Linked DNA regions of Homo sapiens: all the other regions are linked to region 5. Evidence: chromatin contacts called from ENCODE Hi-C or POLR2A ChIA-PET data. All regions are on one chromosome and are shown on one strand. The core of a region is the stretch at or near the end of the contact, and the rest is flanking DNA. Distances in the headings are between cores, read along the strand shown.

Region 1 (3,578 bases), core at 1,079-3,578, 1.2 Mb before region 5:
CTCCTGCCTCAGCCTCCTGAGTAGCTGGGACTACAGGCGCCCGCCACCATGCCCAGCTAATTTTTACATTTTTATTAGAGACAGGGTTTTCACCACATTGGCCAGGCTGGTCTCGAACTCCTGACCTCAGGGAATCCGCCCGCCTTGGCCTCCCAGAGTGTTGGGATTACAGGCATGAGCCACGGCGCCTGGTCCTTCCTACTATTTTATTTCTTTTTTTTTTTTTTTTTGGAGACAGAGTCTTGCCCTGTCACCCAGGCTGGAGTTCCGTGGCGTGATCTCAGCTCACTACAACCTCCACCTCCCAGGTTGAAGCGATTCTCCTGCCTCAGCCTCCCGAGTAGCTGGGACTATGCGCGCCTGCCACCATACCCGGCTAATTTTTTGTATTTTTAGTAGAGACGGGGTTTCACTGTGTTAGCCAGGATGGTCTCGATCTCCTGACCTCGTGATCCGCCCGCCTTGGCCTCCCAAAGTGCTAGGATTACAGGTGTAGCCACCTTGCCCTGCCAGCCATTCTGTTTTTGTCTCCACATGGTCTTGTTGGAAGATTTCCTATCCTTGGTTTGAGCCCAGCTACACATTAACTCTCTGGGTTTGTCTGTCTGCGTCGGAGGAGGGGAGGGCAGTGTCCTTGAGTCTACTCAGCCAATTGTCCATGCATCTTTGGGGACCGTCCTGGTCCCGAGCCTGCCATCCGAAAGAGGGTGCAAAGCTGCCGCTGGTGCCACCAGGGAGGTCTGAGGACGTATTCTGGCACCCAGCCACATTTACAGAGCACCTGCTGTGTACAGGGGGGACTCTTTGTCAAGGCCCTGCTGTCTCCGGGCCAGCTGCCTCCTGGGGCTGCACGGTCTGGAAGGACCTCCCCAGGCAGGTGGCATTTGAATTGAGAAATAAATGAGACAGCCATGAGGCTCTGCAGAAGCAGCAGCTTGTGCCGAGGCCCTGGGGCACGCTCAGGAGATCTAGGAACAGAAAGGAAGCACGGCAGCTGGAGGAGGGGGCCGGAGAGCCGGGAGGCCAGGGCGGGCAGTGCAGGGCGTCCAGTCTGGCTCTAACTCTTCGGGCCAGGAGCCCCTGGAGGGTTTCAGCAGGAGGCCAGACTAGAGCCCAGGTCTCCTGGCTCCCAGCTGGGTGCCCTCAGTCCGTCTACTTCCTGTAGGGAGTGCGGGGCAGGCAGGGTGAGTCTCACGGGGCAGCTCTGGGGAGAGCTGTCTGAACTGACCCACCGACTTCTTGGCCGCTGACTCGAAGCAGGCGGTCACTTTCCTGGGCACAGGACAGGCTGCAGGGCCCCGTCCTCCAGCCCTCCCACCCTGAGGTCTCTGCTCCCACTCCAGCTGCCACGCACCCTCCAGACAACAGGGAGGGCGCTCAGAGCCCCAGGGGAGTGGTGGCAGCGGGCCCCTCCTCCTCACCCTCAGCCCCCAGGCCCTTCCCAGGCACTCCTCCCCCGGTGCAGGTCCTTCCTGGAGCTGCTGCAGTGGTGCCTCTGCCCTCAGACCTCGCCTGAGCCCAGCCTCACCCGTGCTGGGCCAGACACTCCCTGGCCCTGGTCCCGAGAGGGTCCATTTCCAAATGGAGTCCGCTGCCCTCACCAGAACCTCTGAGCAAATGCACAGGAGGGTGACTGGGGGCTGTGCCATCCCACCCCAAGAGCAAAGTGCCTGTGCAGCTGGGCTGGGCAGGGCCGTCACTGGGTGGTTTCGGCGCCTTGTGAAATCTCAGACCGCCTCCAGCGCAGACTCCAGATGAGAAGGGCTGAGCCCCAGGGCATGAGCCCATTCCCCACCCCAAGCCCAGGGAGAGCGACCTCCAGGCCAGCTGGCTACCGAGGGGCAGGGGAGCTTCTCCCGATGCCCAGGCCGGAGCCCCCACTCGGGGGCTTCGGGGCGGTGACCCCGGAAACCACCGGGGCTGAACCGCCTCTTCCCCTGCGCTGCAACTTCCTCCTTCGCGGAGTCGGGGGACCGAGAGAAGGGAATGGGGGAGGGGCGCCGCGCTCCGCAGGGTCTGCAAGGGAATTACTGGGGGTCTCAGAACTCCTCCTTCCAGCCCGCGGCCTGAGGGTCCCGCCCCCGTTCCCCGCACCCTCCTGGCCTGACCCCGGCCCGGCCTGGCCCGCCTGGCGCCCCACTTCCCCACCCTGTAAGTAGCCCGAGGTCCCGGCTGGGGTCTTGGGACACCCCTCCAGGCTGCAGCCTCCACCGTCCCTGACGTGCACTCACTCAGGCCGGACGCCAGCGCCTGTTCGTTGGCCCACATGGCCCACTCGATCTGCCCCATGGCGACACGAACCCGGCTGGGACACTGCTAGGCGCGCACTGCCGCCCCTGCGCTCCCGGCCGAACCCCGCCCCGCCCAGGCCCCGCCCCCAGCCCCCCAGGTGACCGCGGCTGGGCGGAGACCCGCATCTGTAGGGTGCAGGGCTGTCCCGGAGCCTTCTGCCCCCGCCCTCTCTAGCCACGCCGAGGCATAGGAGGGGCCCTGCCCGGCAGCCCCAGCCCAGGCGGGGAGTTCCTGCGCTTCCCCAGGGCTTCCCAAACTTCAGCTCTCAAACACTGACAAGTGCCCCTGCCCAATGCTCCGGACCCAACCGAGGGTCCCGTGTCAACCAGGCGTCTATTAATAGCAGGACAAGGTGTGAAGGTCGGCTTCCTGAGCAAATCGGCCTCTCCAGAGCCTTGGGGGGTGGGGGAGTCACCCCTACAGCCCGGGAACACCTCTGCACCCTGATGCTACCAAGGACAAGGGTGGCCTCCCCATGGGGACCAGAGGCCCAGCCCCCATTTCCTCCCCCTGGCTCTGGGCTGGCACAGGCGTGGCCTGGGTCAGACACTGCAGGGGGCCTCCCGTCACCAGGTCACTGAACTGTGACTGAGACTCGAGGGAGGGGACAGGATGTGTACAACTGGGAAAGCACAGAATGCAGGGACGGCCCCGTCACGTCCGGCCTGGGTACGGGAGGCAGGGGCTGGCGTGGGGGTGGTGAGCCCAGCGCCCATGGGAAGACTTTAGACCTGGGGTTGCTCCTGAGGGTCCCACCTGAGCCAATGTGGGGTTTGAGGGGAGCCCCTCTGTGGCTCTGCCCAGCCTGCCCCTCCCCCAGGCCCTCATGGGGCACACCTGGACTCCCTGACAGGTGCCAGGGTCACTCAGAGCAGGAACCCCGGGATGCTGGTTTACGAAACAGAAAAACGGCGGAGGCCGGAGGCAGCAATGCTGGTTTATTCCCCATGGCCACCGGGGCCGCACTGGTGCCCACTCCTGCCACCATTCCAGCCACACCCAGGCCGTGGGCAGCCACCCTCCGAGACACCTGGGCCGGGGGCAGGGTCTCAGCAGAAGCGCCGTGGGCAGCCACCATCCGAGGCACTTGGTGGTTTCCTGAGGCCCAAGGAGGCTGCTCCCAGCACGGTGACCCCTTCCCTGGTCCGCTGGAGGGACCACCTCCCCACTGAGCTCCTTTCTCAGAGAACTGGGCATAGCCAGAGCTGGGGTGAGAAAGCCCTTCAGCCCTGCTGCACCGAGGCTCTGCCAGTTCTCATACCCCCTCCCCATCCCATCTTGGCAAA
Region 2 (4,074 bases), core at 621-3,120, 1.1 Mb before region 5:
GTGTTTTGTTTTGGAGATGGAGTCTCGCTCTGTTGCCCAGGCTGCTGGAGTGTAGTGGCGGGATCCTGAGTAGCAGAGATTACAGGTGCCTGCCATCACGTCCGGCTAATTTTTGTATTTATTGTAGAGACGGGGTTTTGCCATGTTGGCCAGGCTGGTCTTGAACTCCTGACCTCAAGTGATCCGCCCGCCTCGACTTCCCAAAGTGCTGGGATTACAGGCGTGAGCCACCGTGCAGGCCACCTTTGAGGTATTTTGCAAGCACCAGTTGCATCATCAAACCGGTTTCTATTCCTTTAACTTAAAAAAAAATAGGCACAATTCACGCTTTTTACAGAAAACTTGGAAAATGGGAAAACAGAAGCCCTCCTCTGAGCCCTGGCCGCCTCCACCCGCGTCCCCTTCCCTCGCAGGCCTCCAGGCCCCGGCGGCCCGCATTGCTTTGCGGGGGACTTCCGCAGCGCTGCGCCTGGCCCTGCTTATTGGCGTCTCTGGAAGGAGTGGCTGTGGCTCGGGCTCTCCAGATAAACCGCGCTCTAGGCCGTTTCCCAGATAGGAGCGCTATAGGTTTTAAGAACTAAAACTTTAAAATCTCAGCCCTCAGCCATGCTAAAGGCAGTTTCTTTTCTTTCCTTTTTTTTTTTTTTTTTTTTTTTTGAGACGGAGTTTCTCGCTCTTTCGCTCAGGCTGAAGTGCAGTGGCGCCATTTCGCCTCCCGGGTTCAAGCGATTCTGCTGCCTCAGCCCCCCAAGCAGTTGGAATTACAGGCGCCCGCCACCACGCCTGGCTAATTTTTGTATTTTTAGTAGAGAGGGGGTTTTACCATGTTGGTCAGGCTGGTCTCGAACTCCTGACCTCAGGTGATCCGCCCGCCTCGGCCTTTCAAAGTGCTGGGATTACAGGCGTGAACCATCGCGCCCGGCCCCTTTTCTTCGTTTCCATGTAATAGCTTGATTGAGAAATAATTCACATATCAAATCCACCCTTTTAAAAAGCGAGCAACGCGGATCGCGGAGGCCACGCCTGTGATCGCAGCGCTTTGGGAGGGGGCAGTTCCAAGAGAGCGGATCACTGAACCGGGGAGTTCGAGACCACCCGGCAACGTAATCTCCGCCTCGATAGAAATAGTTTTTTTTTTTTTTTTGAGACGGAGTCTCGCTGTCGCCCAGGCTGGAGTGCAGTGGCGCGATCTCGGCTCACTGCAGGCTCCGCCCCACGGGGTTCACGCCATTCTCAGGCCTCAGCCTTTTGAGTAGCTGGGACCACAGGTGCCCACCACCACGCCCGGCTAATTTTTTGTATTTTTAGTAGAGACGGGGTTTCACCGTGTTAGCCAGGATGGTCTCGATCTCCTGACCTCATGATCCGCCCGCCTCGGCCTCCCAAAGTACTGGGATTACAGGCGTGAGCCACCGCGCCCAGCCAGAAATAGTTTTAAAAAAAGAAATAAGGAGCGTGCGGCCCGCGGGGGAAGCGCCTTTACCAGCTCGAGCCTGCAGCCCCCCAGGCCGCGCCGTCCTCGGCTCCCCCGGGCAGCGCCGGGGTTTTGTCAGGCGCGCGCTGCTGTTTGCCTGGATTGCGCTCATTCTGACCCTGAAGCCAGCGGCCCCACTGACACGCCCTGAAAAGTGGGAGCCACACGCGGGATCCGGAGACCGCGCTAAAGTCCCACGCACGACGGCGCCCGCCGGCGAGTCCACGCCCGCACGTCGGCGCATGCGCGCGGCCAAGCCGGTGCCCGCGCCCACCAGCGCGCATGCGCGCCCCGTCCCTTCCCTCCCCCCGTGCTCTGCCCCGATGGTTCGGTCCGCGCCGGGGGCGGGGCCAGGGCGCCCGCGGGAAATTTGGCGGGAACCGCGCCCGCCTCTTCCTCCCTTCCTTCTTTCCTTGCTTTCGCCGCGCACTCCGCCGCCATGGAGCAGCGCCGCGTCACCGACTTCTTCGCGCGCCGCCGCCCCGGGCCCCCCCGCATCGCGCCGCCCAAGCTGGCCTGCCGCACCCCCAGCCCCGCCAGGCCCGCACTCCGCGCCCCGGCCTCCGCTACCAGTGGCAGCCGCAAGCGCGCCCGCCCGCCCGCCGCCCCCGGACGCGACCAGGCCAGGCCACCGGCCCGCAGGAGACTGCGGCTGTCGGTGGACGAGGTGAGGGGCGTGGGGAGACTGAGGCCGGGGAGTTGGGGGCGGGGAGACTGAGGCCCGGGGGGCAGGGCTCGGGGAAACTGAGGCGGAGGGACGGGGGCGGGGAAACAGGCGGGGGGGACGGGGCGCAGGGAACTCTGGGACAGGCCGGGGGATCCTGGGGGCGCCCTGCCACCACTGGGGACTTGGCTGGCTCCTGAGATGAGCAGGAGGCACTGGGGGGCTTGCACCGGGATCCGATGATGGGGCTGGAAGTCCAGCTTCTCTGCGAGGCCAGGGCAGGGGTCCGACCTGGAAACGGCCCCGGAAGACGAGAGCAAGGCTGTGTCCCCGGCCTTAGCACAGACCACCATCTACGGGAAGTCCTAAGCCCCCCAGCCATGCCCGTCCCAGTTAACTCAGAGCGGCTTCTGATCCTTCGGGGTCCTCTGCAGAGCCAGGAGCACCAGGTCTTGTCATGAGTTCACCCTTGGGGTCCCTCCCACCAGGTTTCCAGCCCCAGTACCCCCGAGGCCCCAGACATCCCAGCCTGCCCTTCTCCGGGCCAGAAGATAAAGAAATCCACCCCGGCAGCAGGTCAGCCGCCCCACCTGACATCCGCGCAGGACCAGGTGAGGGGCGGGGCCTGGGGCAGATGCGGGAGGGCTGAGTGGTGCCGGCCTGCCTGCCTGCCTGACGGCACCGTGTCCCCTGATCCCCCTGAAGGACACCATCTCTGAGCTTGCGTCATGCCTGCAACGGGCCCGGGAGCTGGGGGCAAGAGTCCGGGCGCTGAAGGCCAGTGCCCAGGATGCTGGGGAGTCCTGCACCCCAGAGGCCGAGGGCCGCCCTGAGGAGCCATGGTGAGTGCTGGGTGGGCGGCCACGAGGCCCCGGCAAAGGCCGGGTTGGTGGCAGGCGTGGCCCAGCGAGCCTGTCAGAGGCCCAGGTCTGCTCCTTCCAGGGAGGGTGGTGGTGAGGTCACCAGGGCGCGGACCCAGACCCCTGAGAAAAAGGTCCCGGGCACTGCTGGCGCTGTGCCCTCAGTCCCTCCTGCGGGGGGCAGCTCCTGCCTCGGGGACTCTGGCAGGTTTCAAATGCTCCTGATGCATTGGTGTGTTGTCTGCCTCTGCCCCTGAGAGCTGACGAAACTGCGCTGGGGAGAGGGCAGAGCTTCCCTGGGGGAGCTGCGTGGACACAGCAGAGCTGGGGTGTGGAGCCGGGCTTTCCCGTCACCACTGCTACCCCTAACGGTGCCAGTGCTGGTGGGTGTGCAAGGGCCGCGAAAGCCATCGTGTGTGGCATGGCAGGCCCCATCGGAGGGTCTCCCTGGCCGAGGGGCCTGCTGTGGCGTTGGAGGGGTAGGGGCCTACTGCTTCTCATGAGGCTCCTCCCTCCCTGACAGTGGCGAGAAGGCGCCCGCCTACCAGCGCTTCCATGCCCTGGCCCAGCCCGGCCTGCCGGGACTCGTGCTGCCCTACAAGTACCAGGTGCTGGCGGAGATGTTCCGCAGCATGGACACCATCGTGGGCATGCTCCACAACCGCTCCGAGACGCCCACCTTTGCCAAGGTCCAGCGGGGCGTCCAGGACATGATGCGTAGGTGAGTGGCCGGGGGTGGGCTGTGGCTGTCCTGGAGTTGGGGGTGGGCCCGGGCCTGCCTCCTGAGCCGCCCCCATCCTCCCATAGGCGTTTTGAGGAGTGCAATGTTGGCCAGATCAAAACCGTGTACCCGGCCTCCTACCGCTTCCGCCAGGAGCGCAGTGTCCCCACCTTCAAGGATGGCACCAGGAGGTCAGATTACCAGCTCACCATCGAGCCACTGCTGGAGCAGGGTGAGTGCTGGGTGCGGGACCTCGGTTTCCCCATCTGTGAGCCGCACAGTTTCCAGGGTGGGTGTGAGGTGCTGGGCATCTGGCCCAGGACTGGTCACGGGTGGGTGGCTGGGTGGCCTGGTG
Region 3 (4,111 bases), core at 573-3,072, 1.9 Mb before region 5:
GTCCCATCTTCAGATCAACACCTGTCCCAGCGCTGCCATTTTGCCAAGGCTCCTCCTTGGAGTGTTTGTAAGGCACTTTTGCCACGAAGTAACCCAGCCACCAGCCTCAGTGGAACCTCCAAGCCTAATTCTGGAGGAGACTTTAACTCGGTAAGGTTGCCCAAGGTCGCATAGCCCATGACTGCGCTGAATCCTGTTTTTATTATTGGCAAAAGGGAGTTGGGCAGGAAATTCAAGGTAAAGCATTTTGTTTTTCTTTCTTTCTTTTTTTTTTTTTTTTTCTTGAGACGGAGTCTCGTTCTGCTGCCCAGGCTGGAGTCCAGTGGCGCCATCTCGGCTCACTGCAAGCTCCGCCTCCCGGGTTCACGCCATTCTCCCGCCTCAGCCTCCCGAGTAGCTGGGACTACAGGCGCCTGCCACCGCGCCGGGCTAATTTTTTGTATTTTTAGTAGAGACGGGGTTTCACCGTGTTAGCCAGGATGGTCTCGATCTCCTGACCTCGTGATCCACCCGCCTCGGCCTCCCAAAGTGCTGGGATTACAGGCGTGAGCCGCCGCGCCCGGCCAGCATTTTCTTTTTCCCAGTGAAAATAGCTGCCTCGCCCTGTGTTTGGGAGCTCAAAGGCATTCTTGCTCATTGCAAATAATTGAGGAAACAGAGGCGAGTATAAAGAAGAAAATGAAAGGCAAGGTAATCCTAGATTAGCAGAGGGAGATAACCAGGAATGACATTTCTGGGAACTGCGCTATGGTTTGGGAATTTTTTCCTGTGATTACCCACAAACGCACATTTGCACATTTATTCTACGTGTGCACATTCACGTCATCACTTTTTTTTTTTTTGAGACAGAGTCTCGCTCTGTCGCCAGGCTGGAGTGCAGTGGCGCGATCTCGGCTCACTGCAACCTCTGACTCGCGGGCTCAAGCGATTCTCCTGCCTCAGCCTCCCGAGTAGTTGGGATTACAAGGCGCCCGCCACCACGCCCGGCATAATTTTGTATTTTTAGTAGAGACAGGGTTTCGCCATGTTGGCCAGGCTGGTCGCGAACCCTTTACCTCAGGTGTTCCGCCCGCCTTGGCCTCCCACAGGGCTGAGATTACAGGCGTGATCCACCGTGCCCGGCCGCCATCACTTATTTATATTATGTGTTACCTATAGGACTTATCTAAGACCATAATCACTGCCGCGTGTGCTAAGTCCCGCGCGCGTGCACTCAGGCCCCTCTGGATAGACACTGGGGACCCCTGACCACTTATGTCAGGGAAAACGCCACCAAGCGCTCCGGAACCTCAGGGCAGGACCCGCCGCAGCAGCAGGTAGGACCCGCTGGGGGCGCACAGCCCACCTGAGACATCGTAACTACAAGTCCCAGCAACCCTTGGTGCGGGGACAGGACGGGCCACCGGAGTCCGGAGAGACTACAAGTCCCGGCAGGCATGGCCCAGACGCAGGGACTACGAGTCCCCGAATGCATGGCTCCCAGCTTGCGCAGGGCACCCTGGGAGGTGTAGTAGTTGAGGGAGCTAATGCGTATTCATTCCGTCTCAAAGAAGATGCAAATTCCTCAGACCGTCCACTGAGGTGATTGTTCTCACGCAGGCCATGGGCGTGGGCGAAAAACGGGGGGAAAAAAGCCCTGGGAAGCCGGTACCGTCGCGGAAGAAGGCCGCCTGCGCATGCTCACCAGGAGGCCGAGCGGGAAAAGCGCGCGCAGCTGGCCTCACTGCCACAGGGGTGCCCCGCCCCCGGGCCCGCGCGCCCAGTGAGCCTGCGCGGAGGGCGGGGGCCGAGCGTCGCGGGGAGGGGCTCGCGGCGCCTGCGCAGAGCGGCGGCTTCTCTCGCGAGGACGGACGCCATTATCGCATCTCCCCGACAAACACCACGAGAATTCCGCAGCCCACACGGTAATTGCAGCTCCCGCAGCCGGTCGCGCCTCCGCCTCCCCCTTCCCGCGGGGCGAGAGCGAGAGCGAGATCTCCCTCCTCCCTCCTCCTCCCGCCCGCCGGGCCGCCCGCGCCGCAGCCCCGCCGCCGCCAACCGCCCGGGCCGGGCGATCGCCCCCCGGGCCCCGCTCCCCGTCCCCGGCCGCGCCCCGGAAGAGGGGCTCCCGCTTCCTCGCTTCCGCACCCCCGGCCCCACCGCGCCCGGCGTCCGTTGAGCCGCGGCTGCCGCAGCCCGGCCCGGGGGCCTCGCGCTCCCGACCTCTGTCCCGGGCCTCGCCCCGCGGGAAGGACCCGGAGCCACGGCGGGGAGACTGGAAAGGCCTAGAACCGCGCCCGGGCTCCTCTGGGGCCCGAAGTCTCCCAAGGGGGTCGCTCCTGCCAGCCAGGCGGGAGCGACAGGCATCGTTTTTGTGCCTCCTCCGTGGCTGTGGACCGGAGCCCCATAGCCCAGGACTTGCACACGCAAGGGGCGCTCTCGGGGACCGCAGACCTCGGCGACGACCCCAGCCCGTCCCCCGAGGGGCCCCGATGAACGAGGACCTCGGGGTGCCCCCTCCCCAGCACGTTTGTGCGATTTCTGTGATCTAGTCCTTAAGGAAGGTGGCCGTTTTCTTTTTCCCCCCTAGGATGCAGAAAGTAGATGACATTCCATCCACACTGTGTGAGCAAATTGGAGAGATTGCCTTGATAGAGGACTGATGTTTTTCACTGATGAGATGGTAGGGGTTGTCTTGCTATTGGAGAAATACATCATCCCTGAAGAACTGTGAGCAAGTGGAGCGAGTGTGGGCTTTGAAGGGTAGCGAGCTTGCACCCTGACCGGGGAGGGCCCGGGTCACACAGTTGTTGATGTGGAACAGGTAATTGCCCTGTTTGGAGTTGCCTGTTCTGCCCAGGAATGTACTCCAGGGCCTGATGGCGATGCTGGAACTCGCACTACAGTAAATAATTGATAAGAGGAGGCAGTTGTAGGGTTCACTTTTAGCTGGAAGTTCTTAGGGGACAGAAAAATAACTTGGAGTAGTGAGTGGTTCTGAGTAAGCTCAGGAAACGTCAAATAAAAACTGGATCTGGTCATTTAACACGCAGCTCGCAGATATCCAGTGCTAGAAGAAAACACCAAAACGCGGTAAAATTCTGTATGTGGGTCCACTTCCCGTGTCTGGCGATTAAAATAAGAATATATTCTTGCGATGTTGGATTCTGTCATCATTGGCGTTAATATTTTTATTTTTTTGGAGATAGGGTTTCACTCGGTCCCCGAGACTGGAATGCAGTATCGTGATCTTGGCTCACTGCAGCCTCGGCCTCCCTGGCTCAAGTGATCCTCCCACCGCAGCCTCCTGAGTAGCTCGGACCACAGACGCCACCACCCCGGCTAATTTTTGTATTTTTCGTAGAGAGGGGGTTTCGCCTTGTTGTCCAGCCTGGGGCTTTAATCTTTTTAAAAAAGAGCTTCCATTTGTGATTCCACGCTGCGTGGGGGCAGCTCAACATCTCGGGTGCTTCATCATGACCCAGGAGGCAGAGGCTGCGTCCACTTTATAGATGAGGTGACTAGGCCCGCAGACACTAAGGGACTTGCTCAGATTTACAGAGCCAGGGTTCGAATTCAGTCTGTCTGAAGCCTATGTTCTTAAAAAAAAAAGCCCATATATTTAGTATTTTAATCAATATAATGTATACAATAGGAACGTCAATGAAAGACTTACAATGAAAAGCAATGGTCCCCTGCCCCACCTCTCAGCCCCGTTCTTCAAAGAGGTTTACATCTTGAGTGGTTTCTTTAGGTCATTCTCCACAGCTCTGAGTAAGCTGATCCTTTTTATTTTTTTCTTGAGATAGGATCCCCTGATGTTGCCCAGGCCGTACTCGAACTCCTGAGCTCAAGTGATCCTCAGCCTCCTTAGTAGCCGCTAATACAGGTGTGAGTGACTGCACCTAGCTCTAAGCTGATATTTTGTATTACACAGCCTTGTCTTTCTATTACGATGGGGTGATGGAGCCCTTCTGTCATATCCCAACTCTTCTATCCCCTGGACTGTCTGTGTTAGGCCTATGCAAATACTGTTCTCTTCACGGACAAATTGAGTGTTTCCCTTCCTGTACAGCGTGGATTTTTCTGTTAGTCATGGCTTTTCTCTTGGCACTTTCTGTTCCCATCGACT
Region 4 (3,912 bases), core at 45-2,544, 1.0 Mb before region 5:
TCTCTGCTGGTCGGAGCCAGCACACAGGGGCTGAGCGACACCGACGGCCCAAAACTGTCTGGTACTCGGTGTCGTCCCAGTCCTCACACACAACGTGAGCACGGCGGGACAGGTGTAACCCCCCAGGTGTGGCAGCTGAGGTTCAAGAATGGAAGTGACCCCCAAGCTTGGAGACAGTAGGGTTTCAACCCAGGTGTGTCTGGGGTCCTGCACGGTGACCCATGCCCCAGGCAGGCTCATTCCTGAGTCTCCAGGTGGCTCCCACAAGGAGTTAGGGAAGGAGGCCTCCAGGCTGGCTGTGACCCCTGACCCCGCACTTGCCCACCAGGAGACATTCCAGCCTTTCAGTTCTTCAGACCTTAGGGACACCTGACCTTCGCTCAGCATTCTCCAGAGGACAGAGACAGCCGTCAGGTAAGACTGGAGCCCAGCGGGGGGACCCGGCGGCCCGAGGTGGCGGGAGTGATTCCTAGGGCGACGCAGCTCTCAGGCAGGGCGGCAGGAGCAGCCTCTTCCTCCCTTTGGGGAGGCCACGCTGCGCGCCCACCTTTCCCAAGAGTAGAGGGCGGGAAAGGTCAGACGGGGGAGGCAGGGCCCGGTAGCACGCCGGCCACCCACCTGCCAGGGAGGACGCTGTCCCGGTCATGCAGCACAGTGGCAGCGCGTGTGGTGATCGGTGACCGCCGAGACCCCACGCCTGGACCCCGCGGCCACTCCCCGAGGGGCCTCCCCCTCCCCGCACGGGGATACCCCCCGTCCCCTCCCCCTCCTCCTCCCCGCGCGGGGCCTCCCCCCTTCCCCAAGGGGCCTCCCCTCACCTCTCCCCCCACCCCGCCCGCCCTTCCCCCACCTCGCTCCTCCCTCCATCCGCCCCTCCCCTCCCCGCCCCACCCCGGCCCTGCCCCGTCCCACCGCCCGCACTCACGTCGTCCATGAGCAGGAGCAGGATGTTGGGGGGCTGCGGGGCGCCCGAGGCCCCCATCCCCGCGGCGCTGAGCACCAGCAACAGCTGCCACCACCTCGTCGCCGCGACAACCGCCGCCATGGCAACCACGGGAGCCGCGGAGCCCCGGCCAGCGAGCCGACCTAGCGAGCGTCCGCCGGCCCTTCCGGCTGGGCTGCGGGGCGGGGCCTGGACGGCCACGTGACTCGCGGGGCGGGGCCAGAGTCCGCGGAGGGACGGGAGGCGGGGCCTGGACTGCCTCGTGACCAGTGGGGCGGGGCCTGAGCCAGCTGTGTGCGGATGGGGCGGGGCTTTGGAGGCCGCGTGACCAGCGGCGGGTCACGTGACGCGGTGCCTGGCGCCGAGCCTCCCAAGATGGCGGTGTGCATCGCGGTGATTGCCAAGGAGGTGCGTACGCGCGGCGTGGGGCGTCCGGGCTCGCACCATCCTCGGCTCTCCGCTTTCTTTCTACTTCTTCCCTGGGCTTAGAAGGCACCTTAGGAAATGGGACCTGGAGGAGGCCTTCGCCGAGCTCCAGCGGTCAGGGGCTTCGCGGTGGACGAGCCGCCAGGCAGACCCTGACTGAGACCCCAGTTCCGCGCTCGCCCGTCCCGCTGCTGAACGCACCCCTCGGCGCAGCAGGTCTCCTCCCCGCCAGGACCCACCAGAAACCTAGGTGGTCCCGGGCACTACCTCCGTCCTCCGTCCTCAGCAGGTTCTGCCCGTTCTCCCGTCCAGCGCTGGTTCCCCGCGGACGGCGGCCCCGGCCCTCCTGCCAGTCTCCCCGGAGCCGAGTTAAAAACAAATCGGATCCTGTCACGCCTCTGCCTGAGACCTCTGCAGTGGCTTCTCGTTGCCTTAGGATGCTGTCTGAATAACCTGCTCTGGGATCCTTTCCCCCCATAACCCTTGGCACTCTCCGCTCCAACCAAACAATTCTGCAGCTCCCTGGACATGCTCTGCCCTCTCACCTGTGGGCCTTTGCACGCGGAACACCTCTCCCCAGCTCCCATCCTCTTTACTGGCCCACATACATTTCAACTGGAAAGCATTTTCTGAAGGCTAAGACTGAGCTGGGTGGCTGCCCACACGCTCCTGCTGCACGGAGCCTTCATTTCCTAGCCAGGGTCTCCCGAGACCAGACTCGAGACCGCTCCCTGCTGGGCGGTGGCTGCTGCTAAGCTGCTCATGGGCTTCCCTCTTGGCCAAGATGATCATTTGCTTGTTTGTGGGTTTATTGACTAGGTATCACTCCCCACGAGGGTAGCGAGGACTCTTGTTCACTGTATTTGTGCAGGACCCAGTGCTGAACACACACAGGGTAAATGGTGGTGTGTGAAAGACCGAGAAAGAAGCTGTTAATTCTGGGCTTCCAATGGTCAGAAATGCAGAGATGAAGGGAATTTGAGCTGAGTCTTGAAGGGTTTAGTAAAAGGGTCACTGTCAAGGTGAAGAAAAGCCAGTATTGAGGGTGCTGTATTTGGGTGAGCCATGCAGAGTTAGAGGTGGGCTGAGGCAGAGTGGCCTCCAGGAGAAGGTGAGAGGCGTGCCCAGGTGCCAGGCTTGATCGGCAGGCTGTGCTCAGGCCCATTTTTCTGATTCATTTTTTCTTTTCCGCCCACCCTACTGCTGCTGCTTTGCAAACAACACATAAATCTCCTTAGGTTAGCTGGGATCCCCTGAAGGCAGTGCCCACTGCGGCATAGAGAATGAAGCGGTGGGCCTTAGAGCATGGGAATGCGTTCCCCGGGTGGCTGCAGGTCACGGCTCTGCAGCATAGTTCAGAGCTGGTGTGCGCTGGGTGGAGTCTTGTCCTTTCAGTCGCCGTCATCCTTTCTTGCAGAATTACCCCCTCTACATTCGCAGCACCCCTACGGAGAACGAGCTGAAGTTCCACTACATGGTGCACACATCTCTGGACGTGGTGGATGAGAAGATCTCCGCAATGGGGAAGGCCCTGGTCGACCAGAGGGAGCTGTACCTGGGCCTGCTCTACCCCACGGAGGACTACAAGGTGTATCTTTCAGGGCAGGGTGTGTGTCAGGGAGGACCTACAGTTGCAAGATGTACTTTAGGATCAGATAACTTGAAACCTTTTAGAAGAAAAAGAGGTGAGAGTTTTTAGCCAGCCAGGGAATTAGGGTAGCTTGAGGTGAATGAAGGCCTGTAACTCTTCTCTTTCATTGGAAGAGCCATTTGGGAAAAGCAAGGCTAGAATTCCCCGTAGAATGTTTTGGTTTGCACGTGTCCGTTGTCTGGTTTGCAGAGGAAGTGGGACACTTCTGCTTTGTACCTGCAAGGATTTCTTTCTGTGCTTTTCAGGGGGAGCCACCACCTTTGAGCAGGGGATAATAGTTTCATTTATTTCATTAGGCCTTGCCTCTTATGTCACTAGACACTCGTCTAGTCCCTTGGGACAAATCACTTGAGGCCATGGAATTCAAAGACCTTCCCAAAAGTCATCATGTAGCCTGTCCATGGTGACATTTGCTAGTAGCCACTATTTTACAAAATAATGTGGCCTCTAGAGAGGGGATCCGCCTTGTTCACGAAGCCTCTGGTTTTGCAGTTAACTTTCCGGGCCAGGCATTGATTCATGAAGAGGGTGAGGTGTTCCAGACAGACAGACTCGGAGTCTAGGTGGTTCGGCTCCTGGAGTGTGAACTGGGTAAGGCTTGGCTGCCTGCTCTTCGCTTCTCCTGCAAACACCAGACGTCGCCCTAGCAAAGTATTTAGGCTTGTACCCAGCACGGCCACTGCAGGACCAGCCCAGCATGGGCATTTCCTGTGATTCAAGGTTGCCACATTTCTCCAAAGTGAGGGCCCACAGAGGGCCCTCCACCGGCAGTCCCTGTGTTACGAGTGCCTTCCCTAACCAGCTGTGCAGATACGGCTACGTCACCAACTCCAAGGTGAAGTTTGTCATGGTGGTAGATTCCTCCAACACAGCCCTTCGAGACAACGAAATT
Region 5 (4,151 bases), core at 152-2,651:
ATGGGGAGACTGGGTTGTAATTCATACAGGAACACTTGGAAATGAAAGCCCACGTTAAAACCCTAAACCACGGCAGGTGCAGTGGCTCACACCTGTAATCCCAGCACTTTTGGAGGGTGAGGTGGGCAGATCACTTGAGGTCAGGAGTTCGAGACCAGCCTGGCCAACATGGTGAAACCCCATCTCTACTGAGTACAAAAATTAGCCGGGCATGGTGGCACATGCCTGTAGTCCCAGCTACTCGGGAGGCTGAGACAGGAGAAGTGCTTGAGCCTGGGAGATGGAGGTTGCAGTGAGCCGAGATTGCGCCACTGCACTCCAGCCTGGGCAACAGAGCAAGACCTCATCTCACAAAATAAAATAAAACCCTAACCCATCCTGGGAGGGGCCAGGCCGGCTCACCAGGGCTGCTGCTTGTGCTCATGAAGCCGCAGTAAGTCGGGCAGGAGGCTGCTGGCACCTGTCTTCTCTATGCCCTCCTGTCCCCATGTCCCCAACCCCAGGCACAGGAAGCTGTGCCCTCCGCCCACTGAACCCAGCACTGTCTCAGCCTCATCTACTTTATTTTTTTCATTTTTTTGAGACAGGGTCTGGCTCTGTCGCCCAGGCTGGAGTGCAGTGGCGCGATCTCGGCTCACTGCAGCCTCAGCCTCCCGAGTAGCTGGGATTACAGGCGTGCGCAGCCACGCCCAGCTAATTTTTGTATTTTTAGTAGAGGGAGTTTCACCGTGTTGCCCAACCTGGTCTCGAATTCCCGACCTCAGGTGATTCGCCCACCTTGGCCTCCCAAAGTGCTGGGATTACAAGCGTGAGCACCGCGCCCGGCCCTTAGATCGTGACAAACGCGGGCGGCCTGTCCTAGAACTGTCAGAACCACTGTCCCTAAAGAGGCCTCGGGCGGGCAGTAAGGGCCGCGTCACTCAATGCTGCTCGAGGGGCGGCGGCTCCAGGGCAGAGGCGGGCATCGACGGCTAGATCACTCGAATGACACCCTGACACGAAAAGGACCAACTAGCAACGTCCGGGACGCAGCTGAAATGCTGCAGGCACGGTGCGGGGACAGGCCCCGGCGGGCAGAACGCGGCTGCGGGTTCCGGGCCACATGGATGGGCAAGGCCGGGCAGGGCCGACTGTCGCCGGCTGCGCGCCCGTTACCCCGAATCGAAGCCCGTCATCCCCGCGGGGCACCTCTCCATGCCCGGTGCGCACGGCGCGCAGACACCCAGCTCTCCAGAGACCTGGCCCGGACCCCCCGGAGCCCGCCCAGACGCCGCCGCTGAAGCGGGAAAGTTCCGGAGAGCCGCGACGCGCAGGCGCCGCAGCCAGGTCCTGCCCCCACCCCTCGCGCCAAGAGTGCGCAGGCGCGCAGCCAGCTCCCCCGCCCCCGACCCCGCGCGAAGAGTGCGCAGGCGCGCCGACAGCCGAGTTTTCTGCGCTTCCTTCTCCCTCTCTCCAGACGTCGTGGTCGTTCGGTCCTATGTCGCGCCGGGCCCTCCGGAGGCTGAGGGGGGAACAGCGCGGCCAGGAGCCCCTCGGGCCCGGCGCCTTGCATTTCGATCTCCGTGATGACGATGACGCGGAAGAAGAAGGGCCCAAGCGGGAGCTTGGTGTCCGGCGTCCCGGGGGCGCAGGGAAGGAGGGCGTCCGAGTCAACAACCGCTTCGAGCTGGTGAGGAGCGCGGCGGCCCGGGTGGGGGTGGGGTGGCCCTTGACGTTGTGGGGCGGGGCGAGCGTCCAGCCGGGTCGGGGAGCGGGGTTGTGATGCCAGGGGTGGGAAGGGTGACGTGGGTCCCAGCCGCAGTGGGGAGGGCGGGGCCGTGCGTCGGGGCCAGGGCGACGCGGGTGGGCGGTGGCGTGGGGTGAAGACGGCGGGCCGCGGAGTTAGACTGGGTTCTAACCCCGGTGAGGTGGGCGGGGCTAAGGGATGGGGCGGGGCCGTGCTGTCGGGGCGGGGCGACCGAATGGGCGGGGTTAAGCGGGGTCCGGGTTGTGGAGGGTGCGGGGCCTTGATGCCAAGGGCGTGGCCAACGTCCGCGGGGCCGGGCCACGACGTGGGCGGGATTAAATGGGCCTGCGGCCACGTGGCTGTCGTGGGGCCGTGACGCTAAAGGGCGTGGCTAAAGACGGGGGGGTGGCGAGGCGATGGCGTGGGCGGGGTTAAATGAGGCCTGGGGCCACCGTGGGGGTGGGGCCACGGCGTAGGGGCAGGAGTCGGGTGGGGCTTCCCTTTCTCGAGTCTAGAGGGGCCTTCTCTCGGTTCCAGGGTTGAGGACTTGCCAGGCCTCTGCGAGCATTCTGCTTTAATCCTCACAACAACTCTGCCTAACCCAGGGCCTTGCTCTTCGCGCATCCCCATCAGCCTAACCCAGCGGATTAGTCTTACTCTTTGCTGCATCTCCGGCAGCTCGTTTCTGGCACAGGGAAGTAACAGTTTGACTGTATGGTTTGCTCATGCGGTCCTGTGACGTTTTCTCCTAAGCCCTGGCCTCCGTCTGTAACTCTGCCTCTGCGGGCTCTGCGATCCTCCCACCTCAGCCTCCTGAGTATCTAGGACTACAGGTGGATGTCACCACGCCCGGCTAATTTTTTTTTTTTTTCTTTTTTGTAGAGAAGAGTTTTCGCCTTGTTGCCCAGGCTGGTCTAGAACTTCTGCGCTCAAACAATCTGTCCACCTCAGCCTCACAAAGTGCTGGGACTACAGGCGTGAGTCACCATGCTTGGTTGACTGCCCTTCTCGCATCAAGTCCACCTTTAGTGGTCCCCAAGACCCCCGTCAAGGTTCAGTAATTTGCTAGATTCACAGCAGTTACTGAAAGCTTTTTGTTTTGAGATGGAATCTTGCTCTGTTGCCCAGGCTGGAGTGCATTGGCACAATCCTAGCTCACTGCAACCTTGAACTCCTGGGCTCAAATAGTCCTCTCACCTTGGCCTCTCAGAGTGTTGGCATTAGAGGCATGAGCCACTGTGCTTGGCCCCGTAAGTCTTTTTAAATTTTTGTCAATGTAATTTGTGAAAAATGATATCACATTATTTTATTTTACACTTCTTTGGTAGTGAAATGCAGCACCTAGCTATGTATTCGTTGACCATTTATATTTCTCTTTGTGACAACCTGTTTATATCTTTGCCTTTTTATAGGGGGTTTGGACAGTCTTTTTGCTCGTGGAAGCTTGCTATCGATTGTCTCTAACGTATTTTCTCGGTTTGTGTTTGTTCTTTAACTTCTTTAATTTCTGCGTGCTGAAAGATACTGGAGCCACTTTTCTCATTGTTACACATCCATCTCTCTAGAGTGTCTTCACATAGATATTCCCTGACGTGAGTTTTTTTTTTTTTTTTTTTTTTTTTTTGAGATGGAGTCTCGCTCTGTCGCCCAGGCTGGAGTGCAGTGGCATGATCTCGGCTCACTGCAAGCTCCGCCTCCTGGGTTCACGCCATTCTCCTGCCTCAGCCTCCCAAGTAGCTGGGAACACAGGCGCCCGCCACCACGCCTGGCTAATTTTTTGTATTTTTAGTAGAGATGGGGTTTCACCATGTTAGCCAGGATGGTCTCGATCTCCTGACCTCGTGATCCGCCTGCCTCGGCCTCCCAAAGTGCTGGGATTACAGGCGTGAGCCACTGCGCCTGGCTTTTTTTTTTTTTTTTTTTTTTTTTTTTGGTTACAGACAGGGTCTCACGGTGTTGCCCAGGCTGGTTGCTGGTCTTGAACTCCTGGGTTCAGGTTATCCTCCTGCCTCAGCCTCCTGAGCAGCTGGGACTACAGCATACCCTACCATGCTCAGCTTGTTCTTTTAATGCTTTTTTTTTCCCATTTAAATATTTAATCTTTTTGGTATTTATATTTGTGTTGGTGGGAATTTGGAAAAAGTGTGGTTCATGAGTTGACAGAGTAAGAGTCTGTAAGGTCAGAAACCACACAAACCCTTGTGGACTTTCTGGAGTGAGTTTGAGTGTCAGTAACACTAACAGCCTCCATGGATGAATGACTGCTTATCGTGCTGTGTTCTTAGGAATTTCAGAGAATTTTATCCAGTGGCACACATCAGTCTTAATTTAAGCATTCCATACTTTTTTGCTCTTAAAACTCATATTTGGAAATAATATAATCAAAATGTTTATTGGCATTCTGTTAAATAGCTCTTAATAAACA

Evidence for each region. A loop is a pair of places that touch in the nucleus more often than their neighbours do. ChIA-PET counts read pairs that join two places held with the same protein, here RNA polymerase II (POLR2A). Pooled maps may share reads with other maps.
Region 1: a pooled map shows a loop between it and region 5 (12-fold over the local background). The contact joins the promoter of CYBA here to the promoter of TCF25 in region 5. A Hi-C loop is called at or near these places in 1 of 37 single-sample maps with no recorded cell type and 8 of 50 pooled maps. POLR2A ChIA-PET finds 5 or more read pairs at or near these places in 1 of 52 experiments (Caco-2).
Region 2: a loop to region 5 is called in a map with no recorded cell type, with 8 times the contacts of the local background. The contact joins the promoter of CDT1 here to the promoter of TCF25 in region 5. A Hi-C loop is called at or near these places in 5 of 37 single-sample maps with no recorded cell type and 8 of 50 pooled maps. POLR2A ChIA-PET finds 5 or more read pairs at or near these places in 6 of 52 experiments (B cell, WTC11, activated B cell and 2 more).
Region 3: a loop to region 5 is called in a map with no recorded cell type, with 21 times the contacts of the local background. The contact joins the promoter of BANP here to the promoter of TCF25 in region 5. A Hi-C loop is called at or near these places in 3 of 37 single-sample maps with no recorded cell type and 10 of 50 pooled maps.
Region 4: a loop to region 5 is called in a pooled map, with 9 times the contacts of the local background. The contact joins the promoter of TRAPPC2L here to the promoter of TCF25 in region 5. A Hi-C loop is called at or near these places in 2 of 37 single-sample maps with no recorded cell type and 9 of 50 pooled maps. POLR2A ChIA-PET finds 5 or more read pairs at or near these places in 2 of 52 experiments (Panc1 and activated CD4-positive, alpha-beta T cell).

Annotation. Positions count from the first base shown.
Region 1 is chr16:88,648,725-88,652,302 of GRCh38, forward strand. It overlaps CYBA (cytochrome b-245 alpha chain), which reads right to left and starts at 2,329. Exons shown (of 6, transcript NM_000101.4): 1 at 2,232-2,329. The coding sequence starts at 2,289. MVD (mevalonate diphosphate decarboxylase) reads right to left here. Exons shown (of 10, transcript NM_002461.3): 10 at 3,216-3,578. RefSeq lists enhancers at 667-1,562, 1,563-2,456, 2,457-3,351, 2,779-2,928 and silencers at 1,939-2,088, 2,239-2,518.
Region 2 is chr16:88,801,919-88,805,992 of GRCh38, forward strand. CDT1 (chromatin licensing and DNA replication factor 1) reads left to right here and starts at 1,871. Exons shown (of 10, transcript NM_030928.4): 1 at 1,871-2,141; 2 at 2,627-2,749; 3 at 2,844-2,980; 4 at 3,522-3,719; 5 at 3,806-3,951. The coding sequence starts at 1,914. RefSeq lists enhancers at 1,125-1,700, 2,419-3,302, 3,303-4,074 and silencers at 1,633-1,872, 1,953-2,062.
Region 3 is chr16:87,949,612-87,953,722 of GRCh38, forward strand. It overlaps BANP (BTG3 associated nuclear protein), which reads left to right and starts at 1,823. Exons shown (of 14, transcript NM_001386991.1): 1 at 1,823-1,904. RefSeq lists enhancers at 1,179-1,488, 1,748-2,390 and silencers at 1,679-1,978, 1,989-2,108, 2,139-2,198, 2,219-2,318.
Region 4 is chr16:88,855,833-88,859,744 of GRCh38, forward strand. TRAPPC2L (trafficking protein particle complex subunit 2L) reads left to right here and starts at 1,295. Exons shown (of 5, transcript NM_001318525.2): 1 at 1,295-1,351; 2 at 2,787-2,959; 3 at 3,831-3,912. The coding sequence starts at 1,319. It overlaps GALNS (galactosamine (N-acetyl)-6-sulfatase), which reads right to left and starts at 1,115. Exons shown (of 14, transcript NM_000512.5): 1 at 926-1,115. The coding sequence starts at 1,045. It overlaps LOC107983950 (a long non-coding RNA gene), which reads right to left and starts at 748. Exons shown (of 2, transcript XR_933884.3): 1 at 619-748; 2 at 1-469. RefSeq lists a silencer at 848-1,247.
Region 5 is chr16:89,872,191-89,876,341 of GRCh38, forward strand. TCF25 (TCF25 ribosome quality control complex subunit) reads left to right here and starts at 1,402. Exons shown (of 18, transcript NM_014972.3): 1 at 1,402-1,669. The coding sequence starts at 1,478. LOC112268179 (a long non-coding RNA gene) reads right to left here and starts at 1,298. Exons shown (of 2, transcript XR_002957933.2): 1 at 778-1,298. RefSeq lists enhancers at 160-1,116, 887-1,046 and silencers at 1,127-1,246, 1,717-2,186.